2 separate regions of the Homo sapiens genome follow, and region 1 is linked to region 2. Evidence: read pairs that join two places in POLR2A ChIA-PET (ENCODE). Cell type or tissue: PC-9. All regions are shown on one strand. Links, peaks and the distances in the headings refer to the core of each region. The heading gives the core; the rest is flanking DNA.

Evidence for each region. ChIA-PET counts read pairs that join two places held together with the same protein. Peaks named below come from ENCODE experiments on the same cell type or tissue, not always from the same donor. Only the 100,000 strongest peaks of a DNase experiment are listed, where the experiment ranks them.
Region 1: POLR2A ChIA-PET joins it to region 2 with 5 read pairs; 12 of 35 experiments call an interaction of 5 or more read pairs at or near these places.

What each region holds. Positions count from the first base shown.
Region 1 is chr17:76,445,702-76,448,610 of GRCh38, reverse strand. The region is part of intron 1 of UBE2O (ubiquitin conjugating enzyme E2 O); the gene reads left to right. Among named protein-coding and RNA genes, the nearest start is that of UBE2O, 6.0 kb to the left of the region's middle. In PC-9, for the core only: no CTCF peak of the experiment used is centred there; DNase peaks (open chromatin) are centred at 1,470 and 1,830; H3K4me3 peaks cover 1,503 bases; H3K27ac peaks cover 2,500 bases.
Region 2 is chr17:76,396,876-76,399,784 of GRCh38, reverse strand. UBE2O (ubiquitin conjugating enzyme E2 O) reads left to right here. Exons shown (of 18, transcript NM_022066.4): 9 at 1-336; 10 at 794-948; 11 at 1,201-1,313; 12 at 1,402-1,530; 13 at 1,897-1,986. Among named protein-coding and RNA genes, the nearest start is that of SPHK1, 14 kb to the right of the region's middle. RefSeq lists an enhancer at 383-883. In PC-9, for the core only: CTCF peaks have their summits at 1,385 and 1,586 (motif pointing right); a DNase peak (open chromatin) is centred at 1,594.

The DNA of each region.
Region 1 (2,909 bases), core at 290-2,789, 49 kb before region 2:
TAAGTTGCCATGACATTCAGGGTTTCACCAGGTTTGAGATATAGTGCCTCTAAATTAGGGCTGTCTGTGATCACCCTGCTTTTATGAAGCTGTGTGTGTGAAACATCCCTGATGACAGGTCCCTCGGGAATTGGCTTTGCAGTTTATTTTTGGCTCCTACGCTGGCCAGCATTTCCATGGGGAAAGCTATTTAGGTGTAGCATCATGGCACGTGAAGTTTGTCTCACTTGTCTGGGTGCTGGGCCCATTAAAAGCAATTGTTCTTAGTGATGTAATGTGAAGAAGTTATATAAGGTTAACCAAGATGCAGGACTAAGTGAATCTAAATTGCGTTTTATTCAGATAGGATCACAGCACTTGTAGACTCTTAACAGCTGTTCTGTGATTTTATTCTTTGTCCCTTGATTTTTCCCCTTCTAGCCCTCGGGCCTCAGTGCCCTGATGGTGCTTCTGTCTGGCTGCTGCCTGACTCAAGGGTACTTTCCCCAGATGAAGGGTGTGTGTTTTGTACTGTGATTGGAAGCCAAAACCCTTGGGTGCTCTTCCTGGCTGTCACCTACTCTGAATGACCTTGACCAAGTCACTGCCTCATTTTCTCCCTCTGCAATGAAATAAGAGGTCTATCTTCCTAACCCCGATATGATCCTGCTCGGATGGAATAACCAGAAGTGTAGCTGGGTCAAGCCTAGGATGGCCACTTGGTTATTAGCAGACAGCATTCTGATGTCTGTCAGAGAGAGCCAGCCCTGTGCCTTCAGAAGATCACTTCCATGAGAAAGAGGGTGATGCTGCACCAAAGAGGCACCTTGGGAAGCAAAAGGTGCACGAGGCGGGTTGTGGGGAAGGTGGTTGTTTCAGGGGCATAGGAATTCCTAATGGCTCGTGTTGCTAGTGACCAGATGGATTATAGGTTTGACTTTATTAAACCTCTTCTAGAAATACTCATGAACTTCCTACCTCTGTTACTTTGTGAGAAATTCAGTAATGCACATTTAAAGTAACCCCGGCCGTCCTCCAGGAGGGGGATGGAATGAATCTGTATGTATGTATGTATGTTTCCAGAGTCTGAAAGGTCTCTTGAAATTCTCAAGACTGGTAATGAGATTATAAATTACAAAGATGATAGAGTATTGCTTTATATTTTAAGGTAATAAGAGCAGTCATGATCCAGGATACTGTTACTGTGTGCCAGGCACTCTTAGTGCTTTAGATGTTTTACTTCACGCTCACAACAACCCTGTGGTGCTATTATTAGCCCCATATTCCAGAGAAGGAAGCTGAGGAACAGAGAGGTTAAGTAAATTGCCCAGTGTCACACTTCTAAGTGGAGGAATCTGAATACAAATTGAACTAAATGTACTTTGTTCTCACCTGAGAATACTTAAGTTCAGGATTCAGAGATCATTACTATACGTGACCGAGTGCCCTGATCCAACATGAATCACAAGCCTTGTGGTTGGCATTAATCATCCCTTCTTTAAACAGTTGAAAGTCTTAGTGTAATAGGAGGTACTACAAGTGAGGAAGGAGAGAGGCACAGGATGTTGGGATAGGTGGAAGTTGTGCCAGTGGGCAGGCAGGAGGGAGGGAGATGATGGGTAGGGAGCAGGACGGGAGGAACACTGCATTCGCACTGGCGGTGTGCTTCTGCAGATTCCACTCTTTTCATTCCCTGACCCCTCAGTCATTCTCAAAATAACTGTCAAAAACACATTGCATTTCTAGAGAACCTTTGACTGCCCCTCAATGTTGAATGAAGCAACCTCTGTAGTCTGATTCATTCCAACACTGAACTGCAGTTCAGTTTTATTCCCCAACTCCACCTCCTAGAGCAAAACAAGTGTGCAGACACTCCACGTAACTGGCATTTCTGTGTTGCCTCAGAAGTGGTCAGCTCCATTAGGAGCTCCAACTTGACCTCCTGTCCGCTCTGCTGCTGTCATCCTTCGGCTGGGAATGCTGAGTCATGAGACAGGTTCAGGAAGGATTCCTTGGAGAGGCTGAGTTCCACCTCAATTTCAGTTTCTGTTCCCTTCAGTTTCCGTGTGTTTTTGCTTTAGGACATTAGAGGCCTCTTTGCACCTTCCCCATCTCTACTTCACTTTTATCCCTGTTTCTCTCTGTTTTGTTTGTTTGGTTTTTTTTTTTGTTTGTTTTTGTTTTTTCATTTTCCTGTTATACTAAGAGGAACTTTTTCTATTTTTTACTACTTAACCCACCATGGGGGCTCATGGAATCCAGTGGAACCTGTTGGGGGCCAGCACTTTTTAAAAGGGTGCAATTGTCGTGTATAACATGAATTGCCAGCACAACAGTCCTGGGCACGTGATCAGTGTCAGCTGCCGCTGGTGGTCGGTCCCCTCAGAGTTGGAGTCAGGGTGGTTTTCTGTGACATGTGGGTTTTCACCCAGGAGGATATGATCTGTGCTCCTATTCTGATGGAAGCTTTTGGAATTTCCTTGCCCAAGGCTTAGCCTGCTTCTGGATGGCGATGGGGAGTTGCTGATTTAAAATGACAATCAAAAGGGGCAAGTTACAATCAGGAACGTCTATAATGTGCTTTCCAGTTTACAAGAGGCTATCACTTTTCTCACTTAATAGGATCTCGGTATTTTTAACTGTAGCTCCTTCCTGAGGCTCCACTTGCCCATGAATGGGTGCCAGTCCTGGAGAAGGTCATGGTCTAAATGCTGCCCATCCACATTTGCAGCTCTTACTGAGCAAGAGTGCCCGTTCGGAATTGCTTCATCTTCTGACATTCCAGCCAGCCACGGGGGGACTCTGTCAGGAGCCACTTGATGTGTGCAGTTATAGCCAGGGAAGAGCAAAATGCTTATTGGAATTTGCTGTAGTTGAGAATAAAATTGAATTGTGTTACTGGATAACTCTCTGGATTTATCTACTCCAAG
Region 2 (2,909 bases), core at 166-2,665:
CCCTGAGGAGACGCCCGATGGCTCTGCCAGTCCAGTGGAGATGCAGGACGAGGGTGCAGAGGAGCCCCACGAGGCAGGAGAGCAGCTGCCCCCATTCCTGCTAAAAGAAGGCAGAGATGACAGGCTGCACTCGGCAGAGCAGGACGCAGATGATGAGGCTGCTGATGACACGGACGACACCAGTTCGGTGACCTCCTCTGCCAGCTCCACCACTTCCTCCCAGAGCGGCAGCGGCACGAGTCGCAAAAAGAGCATCCCCTTGTCCATCAAGAACTTAAAGCGCAAACACAAGAGGAAGAAGAATAAAATCACTCGAGACTTCAAGCCAGGGGACAGGTAAACTCAGAGTTGTGCCCCTCCCCAATGGCGTCAGCGTGAAGCCAGGCAGAGTGCGCGTCCCCTCGGTGTGCGTGCCTGCGCTCGCACACACACCTCTGCATGCCTTGTAGTGGCTCCGGGGCTCCCACCCGAGACAACGTAGGTGCCTGGGGTAGGCCCTGGTGGAAAGCAGAGACTGAGGAGTGGTGCAGAGGGTGGGATGGTGGTGGCCTTAAGCTTGGCCTTCTGGAACCACATTTGCCTGAGCTCTCCCAAGTGGATCCTGTTCTCAGAGAATGCGTGGCCTTGGAACCCTGGGTGAGCTTCCTGTGCACCAGAGACTCATCCTGCCAACCTGGGATTCAGAGTTTCAGGTTACCAAGCCCACAGGGACAGGAAGGGACAGAAAGACTCTCTGCCCTTTCCGCGGAGGGGGTGGGGTTTGCATGGCCTGCTGACTGGCCTGCACCCGCAGGGTGGCAGTGGAGGTGGTGACCACGATGACCTCAGCCGACGTGATGTGGCAGGATGGCTCCGTGGAATGCAACATCCGCTCCAACGACCTCTTCCCTGTGCACCACCTGGACAACAACGAGTTCTGCCCTGGAGACTTCGTGGTAGATAAGCGAGGTAGTGCCAGCTCTGGAAGGGCAGCCAGCAGGGTGGTCGCCAATGAGGGCCCGGGTTGGGGCTTGTGGAGAATGGGCAGTGGATCTGGGGTCAGAGCTAAAATGAGGTCCAGAAGGGGACTGCCCTCATGAAGGGGTCTCACCACTTCCAAGACGGGGGAAGGTCAGGGTTCTGCACTCTGCACTGGCTTGAGATGTGGGCTCCTTAGCCGGGATCCCTTAGCTAGTCACTTCCCTTTCTCTGGTTCCCTAGTCCAGAGCTGTCCAGACCCTGCTGTCTACGGTGTGGTACAGTCTGGGGACCACATCGGCCGTACCTGCATGGTGAAGTGGTTCAAGCTGAGGCCGAGTGGGGACGACGTGGAGGTGTGTGCAGCCCCTACTGCTTGCTTCAGGTGGGCTCTGGGGTTGGGTGTAGGACCCCTAGCTCATGACAACCTGTCCTGTGCCACAGCTGATTGGAGAAGAGGAAGATGTGAGTGTTTACGACATTGCTGACCACCCTGACTTTAGGTTCCGTACAACTGACATCGTCATCCGCATCGGCAATACTGAGGATGGGGCTCCTCACAAGGAGGATGAGGTACGCCTTCAAATTCAAGTTCTGGATGGCTGCTCACTGCCCTGTGCACCAGCTGCAGTCCCTGATGCTGCCACCAGGTGGCTCTAGGAGACAAGACCTGAAAGTCCTCTGGGCTCAGTGTCCTCAGAAGGGCAGCTGCCCCAGAGTCAAGCTGCCGCTCAGCACTAGCAGCTGCAGAAGGACTTGTTTCCCTGCCTCCCTTCTGGGGTCAGGCTTCTTGAGCTGCCGCTGGTTACATTTACCAGAGGAGCTAAGTTCCTTGTCACAAGCCAGGTGGGCATGATGTCAGTCACTGCAGAGCACAGGAGGGGCTGGGGAGCTGGAGCTTGAGCTGGGCCCCCTGACTTTGTCCCCTTTGCCCAGCAGCCATCGGTGGGCCAGGTGGCCCGTGTGGACGTCAGCAGCAAGGTGGAGGTGGTGTGGGCTGACAACTCAAAGACCATCATCCTGCCCCAGGTGAGGCTCTGGCAAGACCCCCCTGCTGAGCTTGTGACTATGGCAACTTGGGCCGGGGGCCACAGGCGTGTAGCCAGAAGATGGGCTCTCAGGTCTTCCTGGTGAGATCTCAGCGAAAGCGTGAGGGGAAAGGCAGGCATTCCACACAGCCCTTGGTGCAGGCCTGCAGTTGGCCCACCAGCCTCGCTTCTCCCAGCAATCTCTTCACGTCCATCTCTGGGTGCATGTAGACTTTCACAAACCTCCAGGATTTTCCTGGATTGTCAGCTCACTATGCTACGAAGAATGCAAGTTCCCTCCTAAAAGGAGATGGAGACTTTCCTACCACCCTTTTTAGAAAGCTCTAACAGAGAAGGAGAGAAAGGAGAGAGCCGACCCAGTTCTAGCCCCACCTGCTGGGTCCTGAGCAGAAGGGCTACACGGGCTCTCCTTCCCTCGCCTCCTGGTTGGAGCCACACAGCCCAGCTCTCCTCTCCTGGTCCACACAGGGGGCAGGAGTGGGGGCGGGAATGGCTTGCCCCATCACCTTAACGGCCATTCCAGGGAACGCAGCAGGATATGTCGGCCCTTCTACATGTCCCCTCTTGTCATATGTTCCCAGCTCCCCACACAGGCCTCCTTGGCTGCATCATTAGCTGACCCTGCGCTTTTCAGGTGTGGGACTGGGCCTGCCAAGGTCCCCTAACGCCTTGGACAGATGCTGACGAAGTGCACAGAGCAGGAGGAGAGGCTGGAACAGACCACTGGCTGGGGCTTTGGGTCCAGCTGGAGGGTGGGACAGGTGAAGGGCCTCTCCCAGAGACCTAGGGACTGCAAAAGCCAGAGCAGAGGTCAGGGAAAGGGTGGAATGAGGTTGCCAAGGCCTCATGAGCCCAGTCGCCATCAGCTGTGCGGATCAGGGATCCCCAGAGCTCCTCCTTAGT